Linked DNA regions of Homo sapiens: region 2 is linked to region 1. Evidence: read pairs that join two places in POLR2A ChIA-PET (ENCODE). Cell type or tissue: PC-3. All regions are shown on one strand. Each heading gives the region's core, and the rest is flanking DNA. Links, peaks and the distances in the headings are about the cores only.

What was found. Peaks named below come from ENCODE experiments on the same cell type or tissue, not always from the same donor. Only the 100,000 strongest peaks of a DNase experiment are listed, where the experiment ranks them.
Region 2: POLR2A ChIA-PET joins it to region 1 with 6 read pairs; 2 of 35 experiments call an interaction of 5 or more read pairs at or near these places.

What each region holds. Positions count from the first base shown.
Region 1 is chr12:68,164,729-68,180,558 of GRCh38, forward strand. No RefSeq gene overlaps it. Among named protein-coding and RNA genes, the nearest start is that of IFNG, 13 kb to the left of the region's middle. RefSeq lists an enhancer at 11,180-11,239. In PC-3, for the core only: no CTCF peak of the experiment used is centred there; no DNase peak of the experiment used is centred there; H3K27me3 peaks cover 1,723 bases.
Region 2 is chr12:68,093,364-68,109,193 of GRCh38, forward strand. No RefSeq gene overlaps it. Among named protein-coding and RNA genes, the nearest start is that of IFNG, 58 kb to the right of the region's middle. In PC-3, for the core only: no CTCF peak of the experiment used is centred there; a DNase peak (open chromatin) is centred at 7,068; H3K27me3 peaks cover 677 bases.

The DNA of each region.
Region 1 (15,830 bases), core at 5,567-10,566:
CTCCTCCTATACCCAAGGCAGACGTCACTAATCAGTCACGGCATTCCTTTCTATTAAATCCAGATATCACTGCTGAATCCTTCTCAACACTGAAATCCAGATAGATACTGACTTATTTATATTTCATTGCTTATTTTCCCTATTAGGGCAAAGGTTTACTTGTTGTTATGCCTCTTAGATCCTCCATATGGGTTCATTCAACTTACAAAGAAGTAAAAGGCATAATCTCTTCCTCCAAGAAAATTAGTATTGGGGGAAAACGTAACAATCCATGAAGTAATATAAGGGAAAGAACTTTGGCCTAAGAGAAAGGAGTCCCAAATTCTGGTCCTGTGTCTGCAAGTGATGTGAGATTTTGAACAAAGCCTTTACCCATGCCTCATATTTAACCACATCATCTTTAAAATGAAGACTTAACTCTAAATGAACTCTAAGTTTCCTTCTATTCTTAATATCCTACATTTCTATGATTGTGATTTATGAGGAATATAAGACATTACTAAGGACTAAGGTTGCAAGAAGTAAAGACTCCAACAGACTTAGAAATTCAGAGAAATCAGCCAAGTGCAGTGGCTCATGCCTGTAATCCCAGCAGTTTTGGAGGCCAAGGCAGGCAGATCACCTGAGGTCAGGAGTTCGAGACCAGCCTGGCCAACATGGTGAAACCTCATCTCTACTAAAAATACAAACCCCATCTCTACTAAAAATACTAATCTCATCCCTACTAAAAATACAAAAATTAGCCGGGCATAGTGGCGTGTACCTGTAATCCCAGCTATTCAGGAGGCTGAGGCAGGAGAATCACTTGAACCCAGGAGGCGGAGGTTGCAGTGAGCCGAGACTGCACCACTGCACTCCAGCCTGGGTGACAGAGCAAGACTCTGTCTAAAACAAACGAACAAACAAAAAAAAGAAAAGAAAGAAATTCAGAAAAAATCATTGTCTGAATGGTGGAAAAGTTGGGAAATTTTACCCATCACTTGAGTTTTTAATTTAATTTGAATTTGAGCTTTGAATTGGATTGAATTTTTAAACATACATACAATTTGTAGGAATAATACTTCACAGCTTGTACTTAAACCTTCAGGTCATGTGCTTTTTTACCCCAGTGATCTCAAGAAATGAGTTGTCCTCAGGGTAGCCCCTGAAATGGCAATGGCATGAGGCTTTGAAAACTTGTATATTTTTCCAATGGAAACTTACTCCTGTATCTCTCATGATAAAAGTTCTATACAGCAGACTGGCAGGTTCACGTTCTCTCCTATGCTACCTGGCAGAGGAATTCTGAGTCCATGATGAGCCAATAGATAAGTTTCTTTTCTCACCAGTGTTTAACCTGTCATTATTACCATGTCACCAATCCCTGAACCAATTTAAGAAGTATCAGAATTAAATTCCCATCCATTGATTTTTCAAATGGAAATATTTTTTAATGGTTGTAAAATTATGTGGGATCTTTTAAATAAAAAAAAAAACAGAAAATACAGAACAGCATAAGAAAAGAAAAAAATCACCTATGATTTCACTTTCCACAGGTAAATATAGTTAGCTTTTGGAGACAAAGTATTTCATTATTTTTTTCTACCTACATAACACAGTGCCTGGCACAAAATTTTTTCCCAATAAACTTCTGTGGATTAACGAAATATGAGCCAAAGTGATTTAATGATTAAGTTCAAAGGCTCCGGAGTCAGGCTGTGTGTGTTCAATCATGACTTTGCTCCTTACTGTCTTGTCGATTATTAGTGCATTACTTAACTTCTCTGGGTATCACTTTCCTCGTCTGTAAAAAGGTGATATAAATAATAACTGTCTCAAAAGATTTCATGAGTATAAATTATGTCAACATGTGTAATAGTGCAATGCCTTGCATGTGGTAAGAGCTCATTAAATGCACAGTCATTATTACTAGTGGCTTCCAATATTCAGATTCAGTCTCCTCCTAGCAAATGGAATAAGATACTTCACGGCCTCTTTCAATTAAATGGTATCTTGTGACTTTTTTCTGGCCAATCTACTCTAAGTAATGACAGACATTACTTTGGATTAGAGTAGATTGGCCAAAAAAAGTCATGAGATACCATTCTGGGCCAAGGCCAAAGAAAGCCCCTGAGAATCCTTCCAGCTCTCTCTTCCCTTGCTGCAGTAATGATAAGGGTCACATGTTTTGAGGACACGAAACATGGCAGATAGAATACATGCTACCTCTACATTCTTTCAGAATCCGTAAGACAAAAATAACAACATAAAAGGCTATAAAGCCTCAACAACAAAAAAAGCCAAAAGCAAATGAGAAATGTCAATGAAGTTATGGAAGATGGAAAGAAGATGAGCAAGTGGTGAGTAACTTCAACTTTAGATTTCTCCACTGCGGCAAGTACCAAGTAGAGGAAATTTAGTTCACACTGCAGATTAGTAGAAAACTCAGGAATTGTGTTATTAATCACTTCTGAAGAAGGAAGTTCAGGGTGGGATTGAAAATAAGACAATTGGTTGAAAAATGTATATAAGATGTAGTTAGATCCCTCGTATCCCACTTAGCCACACCACTGCCCCCGTATACCTGTTTGAAGACTGGAAGTTTACCTTCCAGCAAGGTTCTGGATATCTTCTGGATATTTAGCATAGCTGAGAAGGAAGTAAGTACCTTCATAAGGTTTGGATTTATTTGAAAGTCATCATACTGAGCAGTGAGAACACGAGGCTTCCAGAATGCTTACTATCAGGCTTATATTCCTAGTGTCTAGGAAATTGCCAAGCCTAAAAGAAAAGATGTACTAATGTGGGGTTCCTGCCAGTGAAACTCACCAGTTTCAAGTATCACCCTACTAAGAGGCTTGTAAGTCAGGAAGTCCAATCAATATATTTAATGTACCCAATCCAACAATTTGGACTTTGTTATAAAACATAAACAACATTAATGAACAGAAAAATACTTGAAAAAATACTTTAGGATAAAATACAAAGTCTAAAAAACAAACAGAAAAAATAAATAAAAGAAATGAAGTTTAATGCCGAGAAAAATAACAAAGAGAAAAAAATTTAAAAAGTAATAGAAGATTCATGGAACAATAACATTTAGAGAAGAAGAAGCTCTTAGAACTTAAAAGCTGGTGGTAGAGCCAGGTGCAGTGGCTCATGCCTGTAATCCCAGCACTTTGGGAGGCCAAGGTGGGCAGATCACTCGAGGTCAGGAGTTCGAGACAAGCCTGGCCAACATAGTGAAACCCCGTCCCTACTAAAAATATAAAAATTAGCCAAGCATGGTGGCACACATCTGTAGTCTCAGCTATTTAGGAGGCTGAGGCTGGAGGATTACTGGAGCCCGAGAGGCAGAGGTTGCAGTGACCCAAGATCGCACCACTACACTCCAGCCTGGGTGACAGAGTGAGACTCAGTCTCAAAAAAAATGGTGGCAGAAGTTTAAAAGCAATAGAAGGGTTGAAATATAAAGTTGAAGAAATCTCTAAGAAAGAACAAAATGACCAAGAACTGGAAAAATATAAAGAAATTCACGAAAACTAAAGAATCTACTTAGAAATCCAACACTTAAGTAACAGGTGCTCCAGAAAGAGAAAATATGTAATTGAAGGAAGAAAATTTTCAGAAGATTATTTGTATAATTTTTCCATAGCTGAAGAATGTGAGTTTCCAAAATGAAAAACCCAACGAATGCCCAGCCCAATGAGTTTAAAAAATAAAAATAAAAAGACAGGCCTTGGAGTGCATTTTTAAATTTCGGAGAATCTTGTATGTGAGAAGATCCTCAAAGTTCAAGAGAGAAAACATAGGTTGTAAACATTATAAATACAAAGGATGCAGAAACAGAATGTCACCGGACTTCTCAATAGCTATTCTGGAAGCTAGAGGTTGATGGAGCAATGTTTTTAAATATTGGAATAAAATAGTGTCCAAACTAGAATTTCACGCTATGTCAAACAATTAATAGTTAGGATGAGACAATTTTTTTTATTCATGGGAGATTTCATGACTTTATGTCCCATGTGCCCTTTCTCATGAAGCATCTTGAGAAAGTCAAGAAAGTGTTTAACCTAAATAAAGAAATTAAATTAAGGAAGAAGACCTGGGATCCAGGAAACAAAGGATTTAACACAGGAAAAAGCTAGACTATTTTCTAGCAGGTGGTGAGGGAAGTCCCAAGAGGATCATTGTGCAGCAGGCCTACAGAGCAACCAGCACTGGTTGGAACTAAAGGACTGGGAAGCCCAGGAGAAATGTCTCCAAGAAAAGAAATGGAATTAATATGAACATTACGAAGAAATTTCACCCCTGACAGAGACTGGGGTAGGGGAAGGTAAATTAATGATGAGTATGTGGAAAACTAAGAAAACCAACCAAACAAAGCCAATTATTAACTTCAGGAAAAGCAAATATTGTGCACGAAAAAAATGTAATATTGTACCACAAATGTCATGAACAAGAATTACCTAATCATAGTCATGTCCATTTTACCACCTAAAGTGTAATATAGCTATAATGGGAAGACAGAGGACAAAGGGGCTAAGTGTATATGTGTATAGGGTAGAGTAAGTCATAGTCATATTACCTGAAATGGGAAAAATTCAATGTAAGAAATAGGTAGTTTTACTGGGTAAGTAGAAGTTGAGCTAAGAAATGAAGCTAAAGGAATTGAAAGTGATAGCCTCAGAGAAGTATGTTTTAGAGATGGAACTGCATGAATCAGAGTTACTGGCTTTTTGTTATAAGCCTTGTGGTATTTGGAACATCTGGGAGTCCCCAAAGCCACCTTCATTTCTGACACCAGCTGAAAGTTTGGAACCAGCCCCAGGTTCAATAATTCACTAGAAGGACTCATAGAACTAAGAAAAACCATTATACTCATGATTATGGTTTATTACAGCAAAAGAATACAGATTAAAATCAGCAGAGGAAAGAGGTCCATAGGGCAGGGCTCAGGAGCACTCCATGCTTAGAGCTTCCAGTCATTCTCTACCAGTAGAGAAGTGGACAGTGCTAACTTTTCCCAGCCATGATGTGTGACAATATACACAGAGTACTGCAGACTAGGGGAGCTTACTTGAGTCTTGCTGTCCGGAGACTTTATTGAGCTTGGTCACATAGACAAGATTGACACCTGTATGATTGACTTTGGTCTCTAGCCCTTTCAGAGGTCAATTTGATACTTTGTGGCCCAAGGCTCCCACCATAGATCACATTGTTAGCATAGATTATGTCGCAGGGCTTAAGGCCTCTAGGAAACCAAAGACACTCTTATCAGGCAGGACATTCCAAGGGCATAGAGGTTACATCCCCAGTGTTGGAGACAAAGACCAAACCTCTCTTCGGATGAAGTTAATCCTGTACTGCATAATATTCCTTTATTTTTTCCCTTTTAAACTGTTTGTTCTGCTATAACTTTTTTATGATTACCTCATGCTCAATTGGCAAATAAGAAAATGATGTTGATAAAATGTGGAATTATTTTTGGTTTATACTAGATTTTTCCCAGCATGTTAATGTTTTAAGACAACCAAGGCTTAAATGGTGGCTCACGCCTGTAATCCCAGCAATTTGGGAGGCCGAAGCGGGTGGATCACCTGAGGTCAGGAGTTTGAGACCAGCCTGACCAACATGATGAAACCCCATCTCCACAAAAAATACAAAATTAGCCAGGCCTGGTGGTGCATGCCTGTAATCCCAGCCACTTGGGAGGCTGAGGCAGGAGAATCACTTGAACCCAGGAGGCGGAGGTTGCAGTGAGCCAAGGTCGCATCATTGTACTCCAGCCTGGGCAACAAGAGCAAAACTCCATCTCAAAAAAAAAAAAAAAAAAAAAAAAAAAAAAGGACAACCAAACATATGTCTTCTCACATTTAGGAAAAAGCCTTAGCAATATTTGAAGACCTTTTTAAAAAGTCAAAAGTTATAGAAGTGTTTTACTTTAATACCAGTAGTAATTGGTTTAGTGGATTCAAGAATTGCTAAATTTCCACTATCTGGGAAGCAGCAAGTGCAGATGAAGGAACTTTTCCTCCTGTATAAAATCAATGGATTAATGAAAATGGCTGTACCTCAGGTGGAATTTTTAATCGGAATCAAAATGTTCTCTACCAGAAACACATGTCCTCAGGCCCTACATCTCAAAAGAGGAAGCAGCAGTCCAAATTACCAGGCTGCAAAGAATGGATTCACTATGATGACTGGCGGAAATTCCCAAGAGATTTTTAAATGCCTGGTTTTGGTTAGGACTTTTGTTGCTTTTGTTAATGCTCTGAGTATAAAGTTTGAGAAGTATTGAATGGAATGTCCCAACTATAGTTGTCTCCATAGGCCTTGTTATTTTTAGTCTTAGGTTTTGCAGAACCTATATGTTATAATTTCCCAAATTAGGAAAGGCCATTATTAGTCAAGCAATATCTAAACTGAAGACCCTAACCTTAGTGTAAAGACTGCAAAAGTCAAAAAAAATTTTAATAAATCTGGATTTGGCTCCAGTAAAACGGAGCTTAGGAATAAGTGTGTGTGCAGCTAAAGATTTCTATCAGCAAAAATAATGGTGCCTCATAGTAATTAACAGCTGCCACAGTGCTTTATATGCACCATCTCATTTAATTATGACAACCATCCAAAGAAGACAAATTTATTTTTGTTTTATAGAGGAGAAAAATGAGTCTCAGAAAATAAGCAACTTATCCAAAGTCACTGGCCTAGTAAGTGATAAAGCTGGGTGTGGCTAAGTTCACTGTTGATGCTCTTAACCACTCAGCTGCAACCAGCCTAGCTACTGCTCTCTAATTTGCTCCTGAAAGCTTAACGTGCCTAATATTATATCATTAAAATTATTTGTGCACATATATGAAAAAACAAATCTGACTAATTTTAGCTGAAAGGTAACATTTAATGAAGGCATATGGAGGAGCTCATGGATGGAAGACATAGCTGAGGAACCATGTTCAATACAGACAATCTACCAGGCAATCCCAGAAGGTCTCTGCCGCAGAAACTACTCAGCCCTTCTGCAGAGCACCATGCAGGAACAAATTGGTAAATTCCAATGCTTTTGTTCTTATCTTTGTACCACTCTGCTCCAGAATCAAACCCTAGAAAGTGAGTCTAATGAACACGGATGAGTTGACTGCCTGCTGGCATTAATCCTACAGTGCTGAGTAAAAAAAAACTGGTAGAAGGACCCTCTAGGTATCCTTTGGATTTCATGATGAGGTACAGGCAACCCCATGTGCCAGATTTACCAATCCAACCTGACCAAACATATTGAAGGTAATGAGATTCAAAAAAGAAAAAAAAAAGAACAAAACAAAACAAAAAAACTAGATTGTCATTAAAATGAGGGCAGATTTTTTTTGGCAAAACAGAGAAAAAAATGACCTCAACAGGGACATTCAGAAGCACTCTTGAAATGACAAAACCCTCAGTGGAATTTATAGCATAACTTTCTTTTTAATATTCCATTTCTGGGTCAATCCTTGATCCTGTTAACACTTTAATAAGCAGCAACAAAGAGAGGCATCACTGCAGAGACTGTGCAGATACTAAATCAGCTTATGTACATTCTGTCTAGGAAGACTTTTGGAACAGAGGCTGGCTTGCTGTTCATCAAATTTATTTGTGAGTTCTAGCCCATGGAATGTGAGTGGAAGTGATGTGTGCCATCCTCCATGGGCCATCTTCCATGTTTCTTCTCTGTTGACCAACTTGATACGAACATGCACAGTGACCTCACAGTCCAAGTATTGAAGATGGTGAAGATGGTGGAGCCACAGGATGAAAGGATCCTGGTCCTGCTTAGAGAAGAGATAGCTCCTGTTCTGTTACATCTATTTTTGACTTTACATGAGCAAAAAGTAAACTTCTATTAGGTTTAAGCCATTTTACATTTTAATATAGCTACTGAAACCTCGCATCTTGACTACAGCTTTTATGTAAATAAGAAATATGGCCTGTAATCCCAGCTGTTTGGGAGGCTGAGGCAGGAGGATCACTTGAGGCCAGGAGTTAAAGGCTGCAGTGTACTATGGTCAGACCACTGCACTCCAGCTTGGATGACAGAGACCTTGTCTTTAAAAGAAAAAGAAAAATGTATATTTCATATTTTAAAATAAATTTTTGGCTGGGCACAGTGGCTCATGCCTGTAATCCCAGTGCCTCAGAAGGCCGAGGCAGGAAGATCTTTTGAAGCCTGGAATTCAAAACCAACCTAGGCAACATATTGAGACCTTGTATCAAAAAAATATTTTTTTTAATTAGCTGGTCATGGTGTGTTGTGCCTGTAGTCCCAACTACTCAAGAGACCAAGGTGGGAGGATCGCTTGAGCCCAAAAATTCAAGGCTGCACTGAGCTGTGATCACGTCATTGTGCTCCAGCCTGGGCAACAGCCTAAGCAACTCTGTCTCTAAAATATATACATGTATTACATATAAAGTAAATTCTTGGCTGGGCGCAGTGGCTCACGCCTGTAATCCCAGCACTTTGGGAGGCCAAGGCAGGCGAATCACGAGGTCAGGAGTCCGAGACCAGCCTGGCCAACATAGTGAAACCCCGTCTCTACTAAAAGTACAAAAAATTAGCTGGACATGGTGGCAGGCACCCGTAATCCCAACTACTCAGGAGAATGAGGCAAGAGATTCACTTGAACCCAGGAGGCAGAGGTTGCAGTGAGCCGAGATCACGGCACTGCACTCCAGCCCAGGCAATAATGTGAGACTCTGTCTCAAAAAAAAAAAAAAAAGTAAATTCTTAAATTTACTTTAATGGCTTTAGAGCAAACACCGTCACTGCCTACTCAGACTTACATTGCCCAAAAACCTATTCCTTTCATGTTTATAATACTTCCTTGTTGGGATTGCCTTCTTAAGACTTTTTAAATTTGAAAAACCTATAAAGCCACTGTTTATTTGCTATTTATCAAACTTTAATTTGGGTTTTTTGTTTTGTTTTGTTTTGTTTTTTGCATTCTGATGTTTTTTTTTTCTTTTTTGTTTTAATTTATTTGCTTGCATGATTATTTTAGCTATAATTTTAGCTATCATTTCCCTAATTCCAAAAGAATTTGTGGTAACTGGCATTTAAAGGTTTTTTCCTAATCTTTTAACTTAGAAAGGCAATGGGTATCATAAAGCTAAGTAAGAAAGCTAAAGTTCTTATCTCTTTTCTTCTTCAAAGAGGGTAGCTTCTTTTAGATTGCAGCACAGAATTTTTTTTTTTTTAACTTCAGGCAACTCTAAACATGTGTCAGTTTCTTTAATTAAGATTTGGCATCCCCAACCATCTCATCTGACAAGAACAAGCAAGGGGGAACATATTCCCTATTTAACAAATGGTGCTGGGAGAATAGGCTAGCCATATGCAGAAAATTGAAACTGGACCCTTCCTTAAACCTTATACAAAAATTAACTCAAGATGGATAAAAGACTTAAATGTGAAACCCAAAACTATAAAAACCCTAGAAGAAAATCCAGGCAATGCCATTCAGAAGATAGGCATGGACAAAGATTTTATGACAAAAACACCAAAAGCAATTGCAACATAAGCAAAAATTGACAAATGGGATCTAATTAAAATAAAGAGCTTCTGCACAGCAAAAGAAACTATCATCAGAGTGAACAGACATCCTATAGAATGAGAGAAAATTTTTGCAATCTAGCCATCTGATAAAGGTCTGATATCCAGAGTCTACAAAGAAGTTAAACAAATTTACATTAAAAAAAAACTCAACCCCATTAAAAAGTAGGCAAAGGATATGAACAGACACTTCTCAAAAGAAGACATGCATGCAGCCAACAAACATGAAAAAAGCTCAACATTACTGGTCATTAGAGAAACGTAAATCAAAATAATAATCAGATACCATCTCATACCGGTCAGAATGGTGATTATTAAAAAGTCAAGAAAAAATGATGCTGGTGAGGTTGCAGAGAAAAAGGAATGCTTTTAGATGGTTAGTGGGAATGTAAATTAGTTCAACCATTGTGGAAGACAGTGTAGCAATTCCTCAAAGATTTAGAAACAGAAATACCATTTGAACCAGCAATCCCATTATTGGGTGTATACCCAAAGGAATATAAATCGTTCTATTATAAAAACACATGCACACATATGTTCATTGTAGCACTATTCAAAATAACAAAGACATGGAATCAACCCACATGCCCATCAATGATAGACTGGATAAAGAAAATGTGGTATAAATATACACCATGGAATACTATGCAGCCATAAAAAGGAATGAGATCATGTCCTTTGCAAGAACATGGATGGAACTGTAAGCTGTTATCCTCAGCAAACTAACACAGGAGCAGAAAACCAAACACCACATGTTCTCACTCACAAGTGGAAGCTGAACGATGAGATCACATGGACACATGGGGGGAACAATACGCACTGAGGCCTGTTGGGGAAGTGGGGTGAGGAAGAGCATCAGGAAGAATAGCAAATGGATGCTGGGCTTAATATCTAGGTGATGGGTTGATCTGTGCAGCAAATCAGCATAGCACACATTTACCTATGTAACAAACCTGTACATCCTGTGCGTGTACCCCAGAACTTAAAATAAAAATTGATGGAATAAAAAAGATTAGGCATCCCAAAACTTAATGATATATAACTTGTCCTATTTGAAAATTAGAAACATCATTTGCTAATTAGAATCATAGATCATGACTTATATGCTGGTCATATTTATGGTTGCATTAGGAATCCTATCAACCACAAAAAAAGTATGCCCTGCACTCTGTCTTTTTTTTCCTAAAAAGAAAAATAAAGCCAATCACAAGAGGGAAAATCTAAATGACATTTCACAAAGTGTTCAATCTATGCTTCCATTAGGAAAGTGAAAGAACCCAAGAATGGGAAATATTTCTTGTCACCCCAGGTGAATTTGAAGAAGTATTTTTCTGGTTGGCTTTTTCAGCAAGACTAACAACATTCTGTTCTATTGGCCTGTGGTCAGGGGTTTCCCCCAAGGTGCCTTCCATCTCTCGGCAAAGAGCAGTAACTTGGTGGGTTGTTTTCTTCTTAGTCACCTGATAGGATTTCCCAGGACAGAGGTGTCAAGCCAATTCTGACCTAACTTCCCATGTCCTTCCTGTGGGTCACCCTGAGAAAAAAGGAAATCGCTCTTCTCCCCCACCTGGTGCTGATGTCATTCCTCTCTTCAGCCCAGCGTCTCAATGCACTCAGGGACGCTTCTGCCTCTGCAAAGAGCAAAGGCTTCAAGTGATGGCCTTGCATGGTAGCATTCTCTATCACAGAGTCAGGAAGCTCTTAGACTTCCTTTTATTTGAAGAACTGCAAGGAAACCACCTGCAGAGCTCCCAAGACCTCAAGAGTTTGTTTTGCACCTTCGCTCTTCTGAGGTAATCACACCTGCTGCCACAGCTTCAATAGCTGAAGCCAAGGAGTAAAAATTGCACCAACATCTATAAATCCATATGAAGCTGAGTGGTCTGAATAACCTTACCAGATGTTTTTCTCATAGAAGAAAAAAAGTCCAAGTTATCCTCATGTGCTTTTCTTCCTCACTAGGTTTTAAGGTCCTAGAGAGTATACACTGCCTCTTAGTCTTCTTCATCTATCTCAAAGTGCCTGGCTGAGTGCTTTACATGAAGTATCCAATAATTCTTGACCATCAGACCTGGGGGGTGGAACCAGCAGGGCCATTTAGCCAGGGCTGCAAGCCCAAACAGATCTCTATTCTTCAGCTGCAAGTTAGTGCCCAAGCCACATAGGGAATAGGATGATACCTCATTACACATGCTGATGTTAGCTTTAAACTATGCCTGCCCTCTGTTTTCCTAAAAGCTGTGTTACTGCCAATCTCAAAAGCTGCTGTTCATAGTCATTCACTGTTGGACATTAATGACAAATCACTTTCATGAACTGACATCCATTTAAAGGGATTTTTTAAAAATGTGTTTATCTCATAACTGCTCCTGTTTATATGAGGATCCTGTCTTCTTTGAGATTATAATGACAACAAATGTTATTCGTTTTCTGCACTATTCATATAAACAACATAACTGGGCATAATACTTTCATGATATCATGTCATTACTAATAAATCACCTTTTTAAAACATCTCTATGATAGTATCATGGTTAACAAACAGCACAGACAAAGGAGCAAGACTGAGTTTGAGTCCAGGCTCCATCTTTTACCAGCTGTGTAAACTGTGTGAATCTAGGCAAGCTCCTTAAAGTCTCTGGACTCTACTTCACAGGTTTTTTGTGGGATTCAAATGAGTTATATGTGCAGCTCTTGGAATAATACTTGGCATATAGCAAGCACAATGTGTGCTCATCATTTTTATTTCCATTTTATGGGTTTTTTTCCCTTGTAACCTGATTTAGAAGTTGTATTTGTACATTTCTTCATGTTTAACGTATTTGTTCAGGTTAAATTGAAATATTTTACATATAGAAACTGAGGTTGGGTTACCTCAGAAACAGAGCTTGAGACAAGGATTTTTTTTTTTTTTTTTTTTTTTTGGTGGTGATTCTAGGAAGCACCAGTAGAAAAGAGGCAAAGAGATTCAGGGAAGGGAAGGAAGTCAGTTCAGGGTGGTTCCCAAAGGGAGCTACTGTAGTCAACTGAGACTCAGCCCACTATAGACCTCTGGGTGATGGTGTAGCCCATACCCCAAAGTTATCCTGCCCAAGGGACGAAGAAGTTGGGGTATCTATCCTGCGACTATCTTTAGCACTGTCTGAGCACTGCTCCCAGGGCATTAAACCCCTAGCTCTTCCAGTCTTCCTCATGTGAAAATAGAAAGAAGCCCTTAGGCCAAGAATAGTGAACTGTTACAGTCACAGGCAGAGGGTAAGAAGAGAGAGGGAGGCTGCTGAGAGGATGTTGGCAAGGCAGGTAGTATCTGCTATGAGAAGTTATTAATTATTCCCTCATATTTTTTTTCAGTTTTTATTACATCCTTTATTTTTCGGCATTAGTGTCAGTATACCAACAAGTTGCATTTGCCAGGACTTTTGTGGTGACAAGTGACGAAAATTCCAGTCACACTATTTTGATCAAAGAAAGGATCTCAGAGACAGGTACTCAAGTGTTGACAGGATTTGTCTCTCTAGCTGTCACTTCTGCTTCTCTTTGTGAGACAATGTCAATCCTGCCTCCCACAGAGCAGCATTCACCAGCTGGAAGGTAAGTTAGCCATTAAGGCATTTAATTGAAACACTGCACTAATTCATCAAATACTTGCTGAGCTACATATTTATATCATCAGGGAAATGCAAATTAAAACAACAAGATACCCACACACCCATTATGAAATGGCAAAAATCTGGAACACTGACAACACCAAATGCTGGCTGAGACGTGGAGCATCAGGAACTCTGACTGAAGGTACAGCCACTTTGGAAGACAGTTTTGCAGTTTCTTATAAAACTAACCTTACTCTCACTATACCAGCCACCAATCACAACATTCCTTTGTATTTACCCAAAGGAGTTGAAGTCTTATGTCCACACAAAAATCTGCACACAGATGTTTATAGTAGTTTTATTCATAGTTACAAAAACTTGGAAGTAACCATGATATCCTTCAGCAGATGAATGGTTTCATAACTGTGGTGTATCCATACAGTGGAATGTTATTCAGCCTAAAAAGAAGTGAGCTGTCAAGCAATAAAAAGACATGGAGGAACCTTCAATACATATCACTAAGTGAGAGAAACCAGTCTGAAGAGACTACACACTGCATGATTCAACCATATGACAGTCTGAAAAAGAAAGATCAGTGATTGCCAGAGGTTGGCAAGAGGAATGAAAAGGTGAACACAGAGCATTCTTAGGACATGCAAACACTTTGTGTGGGACTCAGAATGAGAGATACACATTCTGCCTTTGTTCAAACCCATAGAAGTTTCAACACTGAGAGTGCAAACCATGGACTTTGGATGATGATGATGCCATTGTAGGTTCATCAGTGGTAACGAGCGTACCTCTCTCATGGGAGATGTTGATTATGGGGAGAGGCTGTATATGTGTAGGGGACAGAGGGCATACGGAAAATCTCTGTACCCTCCTTTTAATTTTGCTGTGAACCTAAAAGTGCTCAAAAAAAATAAAGCCTATTAAAAAATACTTGTTGATGTGCAAGACATTCTTCTAGGCACTGAAGAAACAGCAAGAACTAACAAAAAAGGGACAAAACTCCTGTCCCCATGGGCCTTACATTGTAGTGGAGAAGATTAACATAAACAAACATGTAATTGTGTAATACAATGTCAGGTTGTGATTATGATTTGAAAAAGGAAAGCAGGAGAATGGAATAGTGCTATTTTAGATAGGGGGGTTGGGGAAGACTTTTCTGAGGAAAGAACATTTGAGCAGAGACCTGACTGAAGGTGGTGAGGGAGTCATGGACACGACTGGGAACCATGTCCCAGGCAGAGAAGAGCCAAATGGAAAAAGTCAAGACAGACGCCCCTTCAGCGAGGGCTGAGTCATAGCAGGGGTCATGTGTCTGGACCTGAGGAGCAGGCAGTGGGGTTGGAAAGATAACCAGGGGCCAGATCATGCCCCCAGAAAGCATTTTGGGTTTTATTCTAGAGGAAATGGGGTACTCTCTACTGGGTTTTGAACAAGAGAGTGACATGATCTGAGATATATTTTAATGGGATCACTGTGGTCAGCAAATGGAAATTTGGCTCTAATGGGACAAGGGCAGAAACTGAGAGGCCAATTTAGGAGGCTTCTGTACTCATCCAGGAAAATCCAACTGTGGGGCTCCAACAGTTCAAATGAATTCCCACCCAAAGAGTCAGAAAAAATATGGCAACACGCCCCCTCACAAATCATGTGTACCATATAAGCCAGCTTCTATAGAGGAAGGAAAGGTACTGGATGGACAAATAACAGGGCCCATCACATAGTTGTAATTTACAAATTACCTCACAAAAAGTGGTTATTTAAAATTTAGACACACTCCATCAGGATCATATGTCATCATTCATGTACAAATGAAGCATGTCATTAGAGCTTTGAAATTTCTGTTTTTAAAGATAGGAATGTAACTTTGTCCTAAAATAAAAATAAAATGAAAATATTGCTTTGATGAAAGCTTTATTATCATTTAAATGCACCTGCTAAAATTTAATATAACCCAGTAAATAAAAATGTATAGCAATTCTCAGAGTCAAACAAACAAAAACTGAGCTTATTATTAGTCATACTGAAAAAGAAGCTCAAAATTAGAGTTTTTTCATTGATACCCAACTAACATGCCAAAACTCAAAGAGTTGAAAAGCACTCCTGAAGGTAAATATACCCTTCTATAACCGTTATCAAATAAGACATAATTGTCTATATATTTGTCCATCTTATCCTTCCAACTTCATTTCACACTCCAGTTTTATTTGTTTGTCGAACACTAATTGTCTTTTTTTTCTCATCAGCCCTAACATATTGTAAAGTTCCATTTGTAACTACTTTAATATCCACATTATCATGCATCTTTCAGTAAAGTAAAAAATTGTCCAAGTTTCTCCATTCTCAGAGTTTTGTTTTTTGGTTTTTTTTTTTTTTGTTTGTTTGTTTTTGAGACGGAGTCTCACTCTGTCGCCCAGGCTGGAGTGCAGTGGCGCGATCTCGGCTCACTGCAAGCTCCGCCTCCCGGGTTCATGCCATTTTCCTGCCTCAGCCTCCCGAGTAGCTGGGACTACAGGCGCCCGCCACCGCGCCCGGCTAATTTTTTGTATTTTTAGTGGAGACGGGGTTTCACCGTGTTAGCCGGGATGGTCTCGATCTCCTGACCTCGTGATCCGCCCACCTTGGCCTCCCAAAGTGCTGGGATTACAGGCGTGAGCCACCGCACCCGG
Region 2 (15,830 bases), core at 4,141-9,140, 73 kb before region 1:
GACTGCCAGTCATAGCAAAGGGCCCTGAGCCACCAGACAGGGAGACAAGCAGACCAGGATCGAGGAAGAAGCTTAAGTCTGCATTCTGGACCCACTTAAGAGCAAGCTAGGTAAACCCCTGACTCAAAGACTGACAGCATCTATGGCTCACATCAGACACAGTGAATATTGGGTCTGGTTAGTGAAGTAGAAACATTTTCACTCCTTAGATAATGATGTCACTGGGCTTGACATTTAGGATGCTATCAATTAACCAAATATTTATAGCTATAAAGGAAAGAAGATAAAAATTTTAAGTAAGTGGTGCTGAGTGGAGAACCATTTATTTGTTTGCTTTTTCTCTGTTTGTGTTAAGATAAAGGAGCCTGGAGCATGTGTGGAGGGTCAGGAGAATGATCCATGGAGGATCCTGAGGAAGCCAGAAACGGGGCTGAGCACAGATAGGATGATAAGCCCTCAACAGAAGGGAAGAAACCTCAGTGCCACAAGGGTGAATTTAGCATCACTTCATAAATCAGAATGGTCACTAGGACTAGGGATATACAGCAGCTGAGGGAGAATTGCAGCCAGCGTTCTGTTAATACAATGGTGGTGTTCTATCCTGAGCCTGGACAATGACAATTTCTCCTATTTGTCTGGGAATCATGATACTAAAACTCACCTGACATGGAATTTTGGTTCTTAGATGGTACTTGAAAAACAGAGGAGTTTCATATTATTTCTGCAAAGATGTCAGAAAATGAGTCCAGATCAATGGCCTAACCCTCAACAACTGGGATCAGGGATTTCCCTTCTCCACCTTATTTTGACCATTTATCAGTGATATGATAAGCCTCAACCCTCACCAAAAATGTTTTTAATGAGGTTTTAAAAGTCTCACTGGGACTTTGATTTTCTTCTTATTTTACCTGGCCTCATATTATTTCAATGACAGCAACTCAGTGGTGATAGCTGGGGTAGTGGTTGGTAATTTTTCCCTCTTGCAACTGAAGGCCAAAGTGCTGTGGTGGGACCCAGCTGAGAAGTTTGCTTCCTGTCAGTGCACAGTTTGCTACAAGCAACTCTTTCTTTGGGCTGCCAGGGGCTGTGGTCTGAATTATGTGACACTAGCATTCAATTACGGTAAAATGTCTTTTTAATAACTGACATTTCCAGTAAACTTGTTGTGGGTTCGATGTGCTTTGAGGCTAATTAGAAAAGTTTCAGAGGATGCTAACAAATATTTTACTGACAAATAGTTTATACTCCTCCTCTGATTTATTCTGAGCTAAAATATCAAGGGTTCTCCTTAGAGCTGCTGAAGATATCACCAGAGTATGTAAAAATTTAGTGTTCGTAACCTGGGAGTTGAAGTTAGCAATATTTCCGTCAGCGAGAAATGATGTTAGCTGCTGAGTTCAGGTCCAAAGAGACATCTGTAAAGTCTTCTTAGGTTTCCCCTGGTCTGGTAACAAATATGCATCTCTCATGTTTATCCTCATTTTAACCAAACCACAGTGGTTCCAAGCAACACTCTGCGGTCCAGTCATCAGTGGAGCTCAGAGGCAAACAGAATTCTGAGCATTCTCCATTTGGTGTAATCAATGTGATCTTTTTTTTTGAGAACTAATGTTAAGTTTTTCCACAAACTTATTAGGTTCTTGCTCTAGGCACTCATCTATTTACCAAAATAATTAGGAATATGCATCTTATAAACTGACTTTTCTTGGCTAGAAGTCTGAACCATTTCTATTAAATATTTTGGAGATGGGAAAAGTAATTTCTTCTCCTTCTTCTAGTTTTGGTGGAATCAGTCAAGGAACAAAGATTAAGTCAGAACCACCCACAGGAACCCACGAGCCTCTGTTTCAAAAAGTCAAGTGTCAAGCTGTAAAGATTTGTTGGGGAAATTCAACAAAAGCTCATACATTTTTTTCTATTCTTCAGAGAAGTAGAGCTGATAACATGAAATGAAAAGTCCAATTGATGCATAAACTTTGTGGTTAAATCTGCGGAGTTTTAATATTGTGGTCTGATCTGTTGGGAATAGCATATTATATCATAAATCACTGTACAGCTCATCGTCAAACTCACTGTTTCATTTAATGCTCAAACATCCCTTTAAGGTAAGGTAGGCATGTATTGCTAACCCCTTGCCCAGATAGGAAAAAAATTTTGGAGAGTTTAGTGACTAGACCAAGGCCAAACAACTAGTAACTGTTAGAAGTAGCTTGTCCAATCTCATCTGAGTATACCAAAGATGAGAAATGCAGCCTTAGAGCATTTAATACATAAAATTTGCAAAAACTTGAAATGTGTTTTTGGTGAAGTATCTTTTGTATGCAAAAACAATCACCTACATCTAATCTCTTAAAAGTACAGGCTATACCGGCCTATGCTCCACGTAGCTATACAGCTAGACTTAGTCTACTCTAACAGAGCTTCAGCCCTTACACTACATTGAAATGGTCCTCAAAAAAGTCTGTGACAATCTTCTTGTAGTATAATCCAATGAAAACTTTTCTGATCTTACCTTACTTGAACTCTTAGTGCCATCTGTCATTCTTCATTTATGAAATTCTGTTCTTCCTTGGCACCATTGTCTTTGAGTTTTCTCAGGACAGGCAACCTGGGGCAATTGAAATGTTACTGAATTTAGGATACTACATGCATTTGGGTTACAATTCCAGCTCTGCTACTTACTAGTCTGGGATCTTGAGGCATTAATCTTGACAACTTTCAATAAAAATAATTAATATTACCAACATTATAGGGCAGTTTGGGGATTAGGGATAATGCAAGAAAAGCATCTCATGCTCAGCCCATTCAAAGACATTCAATGGATGGACACTCCTTCTCTGCCTGTTTCATTGGACTCTTCTTTTTTAATAAACACCTAGTTATCAATAACAACAGGGTCCTGATATATGTTGAACCTCTCCCTTTTCACTCTGTACCAGAGCTGTCCAATAGGACTTTCTTTGATGATGTTCTATAATCTGTGCTGTCCCATATGGTAGCTGCAAGCCATATGCAGTCTTTGAGCTCTTGAAATGTGGCTTGTGCAGCTGAGGAGCTGAATTTTTAATTTTATTTCAGTTTAATTAACTCATGGTTAAATTGGAATAGCCACATGCAACTAGTGGCTGCTGTATTGGAGAGCACAGCTAAGCTACTACTTGAGCACAGCTACTTTCTCTTGTAGCTTTATCCCAAACCATGGCTTCAGCTGCCACTCATACCCAAAGGGTTCCCAGCTTTATATTCCAGCCTTGATTTCCACTGCCAATTAGCTAGTACTGGGTATCCCACAGGTGATTGTAATTCATCCTGTTCAGACCTGAACTCAGCATGTTTTCTTTAAACTTGCCCATCCTTCTAGGTCCTTATCCCAATGAATAGAACTATAGTCCACTTACATGTCCATGAACCTGGAGTTACCTTAGATAGTCCCTTTCTCTACCCAACCTCCGTGTATAATCAACCTACAATCTTTTGTACCTGTTACATACTCTTTTCTCTCAACCTGTGCTATCATAGGCTTCACACAAGCTCTCATTACCTCTCACCTGAGATAATATGATGGAGATCTAATTTGTTGACCTGCTTCTAGTCACTCCTCTCACCCTAGCCTCAACCATCTTCCATTTGGCTGCCAGAGAGTTTGCTCACTGGTTTGTTTTTGTTTCACACCTGCTCAGAATCTTTCAGTGGTTCTCAAACATCTAAGGAGATTCACAATGGCCTGCCTTCTGCCTAGCTCTCCAGGCTAATGTACCATGACACAGCCTGTGCTCTAGTTATCGAGATCTTTTTGCCATTCCTGGAGCACATCAAATTCTCTTACATCTTTATTCTTTCACACAGGCTCTTTCACCTTACTACCTACACACACCAAGGCATGTACACAAACCACAGAGAATGCCTATGCACAAATAACTAAAAGTAGGCTGTAAAACTTCCTCGCTATGAGAAAACACACAAAAGAAAATAGAGAAAACACCAACAGAGCAAAATATTTCAAAAGAAAACATATACAGCAGTCCCCCCTTATCCATGGCTTTATTTTCCAAGGTTTCACCTACTGGGTCAACCTAGGTCCAAAAATATTAAATGGAAAATTCCAGAAATAAGTAATTCCTAAGTTTTCAATTGAACACCATTCTGAGTAGTGTGATGAAATCTTATACCATCCTGCTTCATCCTGCTCTATCTTGCCTGGAACATGAATCATCCCTTTGTCCAGCATAGTCATGTTTGATACGCTACCCACCCTCTACAATGTGATTGTATAGGAGAAACGATAGTACAGTATATATAGAGTTCAGTATTATAAGCAGTTTCAGACATCCATTGGGGATCCTGGAATGTATCCCCTGTGGAAAAGGGGTGACTACTGTAATAAAACAATTTAAGATGATATAAGAGAAACCAAACATGTATGTCAGATAAATAAAAGTCAGACACATTCACTTCTTTAAAGGACTCTAATTGGATTTTAAGAAGTCTAAACTCAAAAAAGTGATATAATATGTAAGAAAAGTTACTCAAAAAATTGGAAGTATCATTTCCATCCTTTTAGGATGGGAAAATACAGTAAGCAAATGAAAATAAAAGTAAAGCAGGGGTCAGGATATTAAGGATATTAATGTTAGGCATGGTTGAATTCGAGGAATAGAACTTTATGGTAATAATAAGTAAATGCAACCCACAATGAAATTCTGAGCCTAATGCATCTACATCAAATAGCATCACATCTACATTCTTAAAGCAAAAATTATTAAAATATAAGGAAAAATAGAGAGACAGTAGCCATAAATAAGTTTAATTTATCTCTCTGTCTTTGATAACTCAAATAAACCAAAAATAAGAAAAGACATAGAGGACTTAACATAATTAAGAAGGTAGATCCTCACATGGAAAAATATATACCTCCCTTTCAAGCTCCTTTCATCTACAAAGTTTGGCCATGTCTTATTAGGCTACATATTAGTTGCCTAGGGCTGTCATAACAAAGAATCACAAGCTATGTGGCTTCAACCAATAGAAATTTATTCTCTCAGTGTCAGCAGGGCCGTGCTCTCTCTGAAGGCTCTAGAGGAGGACCCTTCCTTGCCTCTTCCTGGCTTCCGGTGATTGCCAGGAATCCTGGGCCTTCCTCGGTTTGTGGATACATCACTAGAATCTCTGTCTCTATTGTCACATAGTGTTTGCTGTGTGTATCTCTGTGTCCAAGTTTCCCTTTTCTTAAAAGAACACCAGTTATTGGATTAGACTAGTTATTAAATCCAATCCAGTATGGCAGTATGATATTGTGTTCCAAAAATAAAATTCTAACCCCACGCACAGACTGAATGGACCCTCGTCTCAACCAAGGGGATCCAAAGAAACCTGAAAATCTAGTTTGGATCATGATGGGATGGTGGAGTGGGGCAGGGGATGTTGAACATGACTCATTATACTCTCCTCTTTTTGGAATTCAGGCACAAAATTGACCAGCATTAACATTATAACAGAGATCCTAAGACTGACAGAACAGACTCTTTATAGCCATAAGATACCAAATTCTAACCTGTCTCTAGTACAGCATTACATGACAGCAAAGTCCTGAAAGAAAAAACATATTTTGAAATAGCACTGCAAACCTGTCTCTTGTGGAGGAAGTTTTACACTCTATAGAGATTCTCCTTCCTTTACTAGGTCTCTCCAGAGAGCCTGACACCTTTGATAAGAGATGTTCACATCTATTCTCTCTGAAGCCTGCTACCCAGAGGCTTCATCTACATAACAAGAACCTAGGCTTCTCTAGCCCTCCCAACTTGCCTTAACTCAGGCTAGTTTCAACTCTTCAGGCACAGCTTCACCCTTTCAACCAATTGCTAATCAGAAAATCTTTGAATCCACCTACGACCAGTAAGCCCTGCCACTTCAAGTTGTCCTGCCTTTCCTTATTAAACCAATGTATATTTCATACATATTGATTGATGTCTTATGTTCCCTAAAACACATAAAACCAAGATGTAACCCAACCACCTTCGGCCAATGTTCCTAGGACCTCCTAATAGGTCATAATCCTTAACCTTGGCAAAATAAACTTCAAAATTGATTGAGACCTGTCTCAGTTACTTTTTGACTTATGACATCATCTTTACTTGATTATATATGCAAAGACCTTATTTCCAAATAAGGTCATATTCACAGGTACCAAGGGATTAGAACTGTAACATATTTTACAATTCAATCCACAGCAGGCCACATAGGAAACCTCAGTTTCAAAACATAGGAATAGTATAGATCATATTCTTTGATCATAATGCATTAAAATTAGAAATTAATAACAAAAATAGGAAAATAAATCTTTGCCACATGAAAATTTTAGAATATCTCTTAACTCATGAGAAATCCAACATGGAAATTAAATCCAACACTGCAAAATCCCTAAAAACTAATGATAAATAAAATTTTAATATAACCACAAGTCAGAAGAAAATTCATAGTTTAAAACAAAAATTACTAAACAGGAAAAAAAAGAAAAATAAGAATTTAGAAAGGAACTTCAAATTACTCTTAAAGAAAGTAGAAGAAAGCAAATTCTATAAATAAAATCCAATCAATGAATCAGAAACAGAAAAGTAATGGAGCTAATACATACATTAAAAGCTGGCTCTTTGAAAAATGAACACACATTAAAATGTATAATCCATGCGTTAGTTACCTAGGCAAGTATAGTGAAAGAAAAAAAATGAGAAATAACCACAGTCACGAAACAGATTTATAAGATAATAATTTAGTCCACTTTGTGCATATAAATTCAATGACAAAGAAGTTTCCCCAAAAAACTAAAAAGTTCCCAGATTGATTCTAGAATTAATTTCTAGGTTTAGGTAATTATAAAAGTTCATCTCCACAGGGTACAGAGGATGAGTAAATGTTATGTGGGACCCAGGACATTTTTGCACTTTTTCATGCACTGTTCTATGCATTGCTCCATGCATGTTAGGCTTTCTAGAATTCCTGGCCAGTACTCACCAAATACTCATCACCACCCCATTACTGTGGTGACCACGCAACTTTCTAAAACACCCTAGAGACAGACAAACCAGTTAGACGGCTGTTGTCATAAATCAGAGGCAGGAGAGGGTAGGGCAGGAGTGAGATGAAGAGGAAACACAGGATTTTTGACACACTATAGTGATTAGAGATTGGTTTAGGAACCAGTTGGAGGGTAACACGGAGAAGGGTGGTGAGAAAATTAGGCTGAGTCTGATTTAGGACACATGAAAATTTTAGAATATCTCTTATACAAAATATCTCATATACAAAAACATGAGCGTTATTCAGTTGAATATGATTTTACTTTCTTACATCCAAACACATTTATTGTGTTAGGTACAAGCATTTGACTACTTCATTATGTCTAATATAGTTATTTTTAGCATTTGTAAGCTAAAATGAATATTATATTACAGGTAGATCATTATGTTAGATTTTGCAAAGTATGTGCATAGCAGGACTATACTTACCTATGAATTTCATTTCAGGAAAATAAGCGAGTTGCAAAATATAGTCCTTTTGATTGTCCCCAAACCCCTCCCCAGCCATCCTCCTGAAGGGCCTGTTGCCGACCCCAAGACACTGCTTCCAGCAGACTCAAGTCTTTGCAGAACCCATGATTATGACAGTTGTCTCTACTCTCAGTTACCAAATGCCCTGATATTTATAGGCTCTCTCTACAGACACAACTGCAACTGTCCTTCTAAGAGTGGCTACAATAAATCCTAAAGTCCTGCAGCCTCAGGGAGGGCAGGAAAATGGTGGGGGCTGGCTCAAATTCCTAAACACACACACACACACACACACACACACACACACACACACACACACACACACACACGCCCTCTAAGACAATACTTAGAACACATTTAGGTAGCTTACAGCACGCGAAGCAGGGAAGTAGTAAGATTTTGTCTCTAATAAGCATTATGCAGCACTAAATGGAAGAAAAAACCAAATAGCGAAATCACTCTCCCTCTCCGAAAGAAAACTACTAGCAAATAAAAATACTATTGTCTGCCAGAGTCCACACGGCGCCACGTGGAAAGTTCCCCAAATTACATTTCATGGATGAAGTTTGATTTAGAAAAGCACCCCCGGCATAGTGTTCTCAAGAGCTTTCAACACAGAGCCATGCTTCAGACACGCAAAGCTTCTGCTCTCTCCTATGCTATTAACATTACATCATAGCCTTCAATTCCCTAAAAGATAGAATCTTTTCTCCCCCCACTGGCTTAAGAAAGGCTAGTCTACTAAAGAGGTTTTGTCCACCTGCTGCGGGAAAAATTGGTGAGTCACTAATAAGAAAATTTACTCACCGTTAGAGGAATTAGGAAAAGGAGGACTATTGGGTGTGAACTCAAAGAATGGGAGTCTCTACAGCCTTAAAAAGTCCAGTATCAGATAGAGTACATTACATTATCACATTCATTCCTTCATCCATCCACTCTGTCATCTATCCATTCACCCATTAATCAAGTATGAACTGTGTGCCAGTCAAACAAAAGCAGAACAAAACAACACCTTCCCCCCAACACACACACAAAACACACACAAGTGCCATAATACAGGGCAACAAGCGCCATGTTAAGAGATGAATGGATGTACCAGGTGGTAAGGGACCACTCATGACAATGCACAACCAGACTTGGAGGGAGAATTTTGGGACTTCCTGAAAAGAGCAGTATTTAGGCTGAGACGTAAGGTTCAGCGGGAGCTGGCCAGGTGTAGGCAAGATAGTGATGGAGCAGAGGATAAAGGGTCTCAGAGGTATATTTGAAAAGTCCTAGGGTCAAGCCAAGAAAAGAGAAAGTTGCAGCCTTGAGTAAGAATGGGGGCAACAAGAGAGAAGCCTGAAGAAACAGAGTGCCAGGATACAGGCAAGGGATTTAGACTCCCTCCTAAAGTCACAGAAATAAATGACGAATTTAAACAAAGGAGTGGTATGATCCACCTGTCCTGCTTTATTTTACAACATACAATATAAAGTATTTGCAGTATTTTTTTTCTTTCTGCTTCCCATAACTCTGGACATGTGCTTCATAAGGACAAGGTCCTCAACAGCTTTGTTCACTGCTTAATCCCTAAAGCAAGAAGCAAACAATGTCTGACACGAAGTAGACAATAAATATTTGTTGCATTAATCAAAGGAGGGATGCATGAGTGTATTCTTCCGTGTATTCTTAGCACCCAACTGAATCCCCTAGCACGTTTACTCAGAAACTTGGTCACAGGGATATTTCTGTGCTAAATTTTTCCCATTACCCAGTTTCAAGAGACAACTAGTTTGCATTCGAAGTACAAAATATCCTACATTTGGAAGCTCTGGCAGATCAAATGCTACTGGAAAAATTTAAGGGCTAATAAATTATGAATGAAATTAATAAAATACACTTTTTTAAAGGAATTTTAAAGTACCTGGTGAAAGCTAGATTTCTAAGGTGGTAACTTTGAGCTGTTTCAGTAGCACCGTGACAGAATAAACATCCCTTCCCTAAGAAAGCAGCTTACAGCTAGTATTTCCACAGAGTCAGTGCCTAAAGCCCAAGAGGCTCTCATGAATTTCATATGTGGTTTAACCTACAAAGATTTGCATGTTTCCTTTAACGTAAAACCAAGTCAATTGATGAGAAGCTGCTGTGTCCATCACATATCTTCTACCAATTTCCTAAGGCATGGCTTTTCTCCTTTCTAAAGAATTTTATTTTTGGTAACTCTGGGCAACTTTTCCTCATCCAGTTGTTCACAATGAATTGATGATTAAATTGTAAGAGTGCCACATTAGTTTGGGACTTTATTTTCTGGATTGAAAAAAGAGAGCATACAGGCATTTTTAGCAGAATGAGAGAAAACTATTCATTAACTCTTCCTCTTCTCACTCCCTTTACTTTTGTTTTCCTTATTCCTTCTTGCTTCTCTCTCACGCATATGCACTCTCTCCTGGGTGAGACATATAGATATGGATATAGATATAGATATAGAGATAGATGTATATATATACACACATACATACATATATAAAGACATTTTGATAAATTATATAGATAAATTTTTCATTTTATACATAATAAAAGTAAATTATATATAATATATATAATTTTTCAAAGTTACTTGATGTAATCAAGTTATTTCTAGAGGCTGGGCATGGTGGTTCATACCTGTAATCCCAGCACTTTGGGAGGCTGAGGCAGGCAGATTGCTTGAGCTCAGGAGTTCAAGACCAGCTTGGCCAACATGGTGAAACCCCGTCTCTACAAAAAATACAAAAATTGGCCAGGCATGGCGGTGTATGCCTGTAGTCCCAGTTACTCAGGAGGCTGAGGCAGGAGAATCTCTTGAACCTTGGAGGCGGAGGTTGCAGTGAGCCAAGATCATACAACTGCACTCCAACCCAAGCAACAGAGTGAGACTCCATCTCAAAAAAAAAAAAAAAAATCTAGAGATAAATTAAGCCATATTTAATGTCTGGACACCAGAGGATCTAGACTGGTGAAAACTCACATTGCATCTGAGGATAGCTAGCCTGCTGCAGTGATTGATAGAGATGTTTTAGTTAAGACCCTGAACTCCTTACCATGAGATCACAGATAGCCCTCAGGCTTGAGGATGCCCAAATTTAGAAATCACAGGATGAAGATCTCATACAATGAAATTTATAAAACATCCTATTAGACCTGCAGGTATAAATATGATATCAAACTTTCTCCCAGATGTGAATTTAAAACAAGACCTATTATCCGTGGCATCAAGCTAAAATAATATGTATGGACTACATTCTTTAAATAAATTATGCTATAGTTGAAGATCAGATATATCCAAAAGGCACACTGATACATATTAAAACTTTAAACAACTTTTTATTGGAAGAAGTCTTAAAAAGCTAAAGAAATGAGTCTAATAAGCACTTTGATTTTTGTTTTTTTGAGACAGGATCTCACTCTGTGGCCCAGGCTGGAGAGCAGTGGTTTAGTCACAGCTCACTGCAGCCTTAACTTCCCGGGCACAAGCAATCCTCTCACCTCAGTCTCCCTAGTAGTTGAGCCTACAGATGCACATCACCATACCTGGCTAATTTTTCTAATTTTTGTAGAGATGGGGTTTTGCCATGTTGCCCAGGCTGGTCTTGAACTCCTGGAGAGGAGTTAAGCAACCACCTGAGGTTGCCCAGCTAGGAAGTGGTGGAGCTGGGATCCAAATCTGTGCACATATACCCCAGACTGAGCTTGTGAGCTCAGATTGCAGCTCCTGAGTGAAGAGATGCTTTTACCACCTACATCATAGAAAACATGGATGCTGTCAAGCTCAACTTCCTTCATCTTTGCCATATCCCCTTTTAATGTACCTATCTATATTCTCACTCATTACATATATGCCTCCTTCTCCACTTCTGTCTATAGAGCTAACCCTTAAACGTGCGATCTTCACTTATCTCCTCTACCACCTGATACTACTCATCTCCTCTCTCCATCAATCTCTTGTTCCCTTGTCTTAATTTTCTACCTCCCCAATGGCTTTCCCTTAAATTATAAAATGTGAAATCCACTGCCATCACTAGGGGAAACCTGCTTCTCTCTGTATTGACTATCCAATTTTTTCCCTCTGTTTACAATCACATTTCTTGAATAATAACTTCACTCTCACCCTCAATACTTCCATCAGCTCCAGGCTTCATGGGCTCTCTAAAATTGTTCTTAATAAGATCCAACATTACCTTCTATCTGTTCGCTTAGTCCAATAGATCGTCAGGCCTGATCTTACTTGGCTCCGTAAGATATCTGACATCACAGCCAACACCTTCCTTCTTGAAAGCCTCTCGTCTCTTCACTTCAATGACATCTCTATTTCCTCCCTTCTCTGTCCTGTTACCCAGCCATTCTTATCAAATGTTGGAGTCTCCAAGATTCTATTCTTGAACTTCTTTTCCTACTCAATGTGTTCTCCCCAGATGATCTCTTTCTTATGGCAGTTTCAGGCCTGAATTTCCAATGACAATTGTTATCAACAACATGATATTTTATCAGCCACTCAAACTGTGTGGCTCAAACTGAACTAATTGTCCCCTGACCACAAATTCTCATGCATTCCTTGCAGGTTAATTATATCACAACAAACTAACTGAAATCAAAAATTGGGAGTCAACCTCGATTCTTTCCTCTCCTTTATTTCCTACCGGTCGTGAAATCTTTGCTAATTTAAACTCCTGGATATCTTTGGAATTCATATCCTCCTTTCCCTCCTCATTGTCATATCTTTCTTCAAAGTTGTGCCTGTATTATTGCAACATTTTAAAATTTATTTTCCTGAACTTCTGCCATACTTCTTAAATCAACTCTATATGTGATCCTCAGAGTGATACTTCTAAGACACAAATTTGATCAACCATGGTAGGCTAAATAATGGCTCCCCCAAAGATATTTACATCCTACCCTGTGAATATGCTACCTTACATGGAAAAAGGGGCTTTAAAAATATGATTGAGTTGAGAATCTTGAGATGGAAAGTTATCCAGTATTATCTGAGTGGGCCCAATGTCCTCACAAGGGTCCTTATAAAGTGAGAAATAAGAGGATCAAAGTAAGTAGTAGGTGATGTGACAGCAGAAGCAAGAGGTTGGAGTGATTTAAGGAAGTGGGAGATCAGGAAGTGTTAAGCACAAAGTTAACTTATACCTTTAAAAAAAAAGGAAAATTAAAGACAACAAGCAGATATATACATTATATAAATAAACACAAGAACTTGTTAAACTTGTGAAACACAGGACTACCCAAGACAAATGTTTCCCTTTCCATTTCTACTCTAGGCTATATGAGGAATCTATTTTTCTCTTTTTCTTAGAACTCTTACTCTGCAGGATCAAAATGTCAAGCAGTGACCACATAAGTGGGAAGTAGATCAAGACGTGCTTATAATTACATTCTTGTGGTTGGTATAAAATTCTGTACCACAGCCATTCCTTAGAAGCCAGCTCATGGGATCAAACAGACAAGCAAGCTCACTTCTCAAGCCCACGATGTTACGTATTAGTCCATATTGGTGAGTTCCTTTGTGCCCAAACTTAGCTGCCGCACACTACAGTGATAGGAAACTGCCAACAGTTTTTTGTCAAACCCACTACAGTGGATCCCACAATGGGCTGAGACCTCGTCTAGAGTCATCAGGTTTTCCAGGATGTGCAGATGGCCTGGAAACTTGGCCAAGAGGTAGGGATCAGCACTCTTTAGTAAGCTGTATATCCACCAAATGCTGTGACACAAGGAATGGGCCTCAAAATGTTTCAGGCCAGCACAGCTTTGTCTTTGCAAGTCATTTTTCAGTGGCAGTTAAATATTGTGGCAAAGCCAAGGTACAGACTCACGTGCATTAAAATATGCTTATGAGTAATAATACCATAAGTATTTCCATGTGCATTAGGTGTCAAGAACTTCACACACATCATTTCATTCCCTTATCATGGCACTCAGTCTGGTGGGTATTACTGTATCTGTTTCACAATAGGAAACCCAGTATCTGAGATGTTCAGTGCCTTTCCCAGTTACCCAGTTGGTAAGTGGGAAAGTCAGGACATGAATTTTCAGTGATTTTATTAAAAAGGCAGGATGATACAGTGATTTAAAGGCCTAATTCTAGACCCAGGTTGCTTAGATTCAAGTCCCAGCTCTGCCATACTCTGTTAGTATAACTTTGGCCAAGTCACTATGCCTCAGTTTCCTCATCTGTAAAATGGGGATCATAATAGTATCTACCTTATGGTACTATTATTTTATTTATTGTTATTGTGAGGATGAAATTTGTTACTATAAATAAAATGCACTGCCTGACATATGCACTATATAAGCATTGCAATTATTATAATTGATTCCAAACTCATTGATGTCTTTATTTCAGTCTTCCTCTCCACCGAGTGTGTGTGTGTGTGTGTGTGTGTGTGTGTGTGTGTGTGTGTGTTGAAACTTAACATCTGGAATGGAGGTGGAAGGCAAGACTGAGAGATTGGAGATGGCGTCAGAGAGCTCCTAGCAGGTATGTCAAGGCTCTGATCCAATCTCTGGGCTAGCAGAAGCCTCCAGCAGCTCTCTGGGGCAGGAGCATAAGGAAACTCTAAGATCTGTACTTCTGCTTTAGCACTAAACCAGTACAATGTAGTCTCCCAACCAGGAAATGGATGGAGACTCCAACTCAGATGCTGTAGATCTTTGCTAAGGCCATTCAATCCATTCACAATAGAGTCAAAATGAGATCTCTGGAAGTTCTGAAAACTCTTATTGTGATTCAGGTCACAGAATTAATTTTCTGATCCTATAAGCTCAATATCTATGTCCTATCTTGAACCCTTTATCCACTTTTATGTACATAAATCTTTGTCTTTATCAGTGACTATTTTAGAGTGTACCCCTAAAAATAGCATTAAGTACAAGGATTTAACATTTTAAGGCTCATCATCCATACTGCAAACAGCTTTCCAGAAAAGCTGTGTCAATTCGCACTGGCTCTGCCACACCTACCCACCACTAAGTATCATGATTGAAAAACGGAAATCTTTGCAGTACAGGGACAGATAATGTCAGATTGAATTACCTTGTGTTTCTTTTATTACTACAGAGGTCAATTTTCTCATATCTGGAAGCCATTTGTATTACTTATTTTTAAGGTATTTATACTTTCAGTACATTTTTTCTGTTGGGGGATCCTGCTTTATTTAATGATTTCTACAAGATCTTTTTATAGTAATAAAATTATTCTTTGGTTATTTTGATGGCAAATGCTTTCCCAGTAAGTTGTTTGCCAATTAATTTATTTACTTTAAAGTATTTTCTAATAGAATCTTTTGAAGTTGTCTCATAAAAATTCAGAAAGTATTATTTTATACTTTCCTATATCAAACTGATGTATTTAAAAAACACATCACTCTTATTTATTATCTTTTGGCTAAAATTATACATTTCTTAAAAGGTACACAGAAATTTAAGTTTTGTCAGAATTCCAGCTCTTTGAGGAAGGAGGTCTGACTATTTACTCCCCACTGTGTCCCAAAACCAAACCTACAGCTGTTCCTAGCACACAGTAGGTATACTATTTAGTTCAGGTATACTATTTTACTAATAAGTTCAGTATTATTTTGGAATTTGTATGAAAGTAGCAAATCAGACTCCCAAATACTTTCCAGGAATAAAAGACAATTACTGCTGACATGCAAGCTCTCCAGTGAGATTGCCTGGTTTCCTGGTCAAGGTATATTTCATTGTTCTAATTTAAGAGCTTGTAAGCTGGGGGCTCTTGTTTTCTTTGTATTTCTAATTTTTTTACAGCATAGATAAATCAAAATTCCATGTGTTTCCCATGGTCTACCTGATAAACATACTTCAAAGATATGTCTGCCCTTGCTCTTGGTCTCCACTGTCACCACTCCAGTCTAAGCCAGCATCATGCTATCCTGACCTCCTACAGTGCCCTCCAACCTAGTCCTTTGATTCTTCTTTTGACCTCTTCCAATACCTTTCCATACACAGCTTGAAGCATGAGCATCTTAAATCATCAATCTGATGATGTCACTCCCCTTCTTAAAACCTTTTGTTGTTTCCCAGTATTTTAAGGATAAAATCCAAAATCCAAAGTCCCACATGTTCTGGATGCATCTACATTGTGAAAAGACCTTCTCCACCTTTCCTATTTACTTTCACTATGCTCAACCACACTGGCTGCATTTCAGATCCCCAAATAAGCCTCCTATTCTGCCCAGGACCACCCCACAGTCTGCTGCCTCTGTTCAGACAGCTCTGCACACCTCCTGCCTGGCCAGC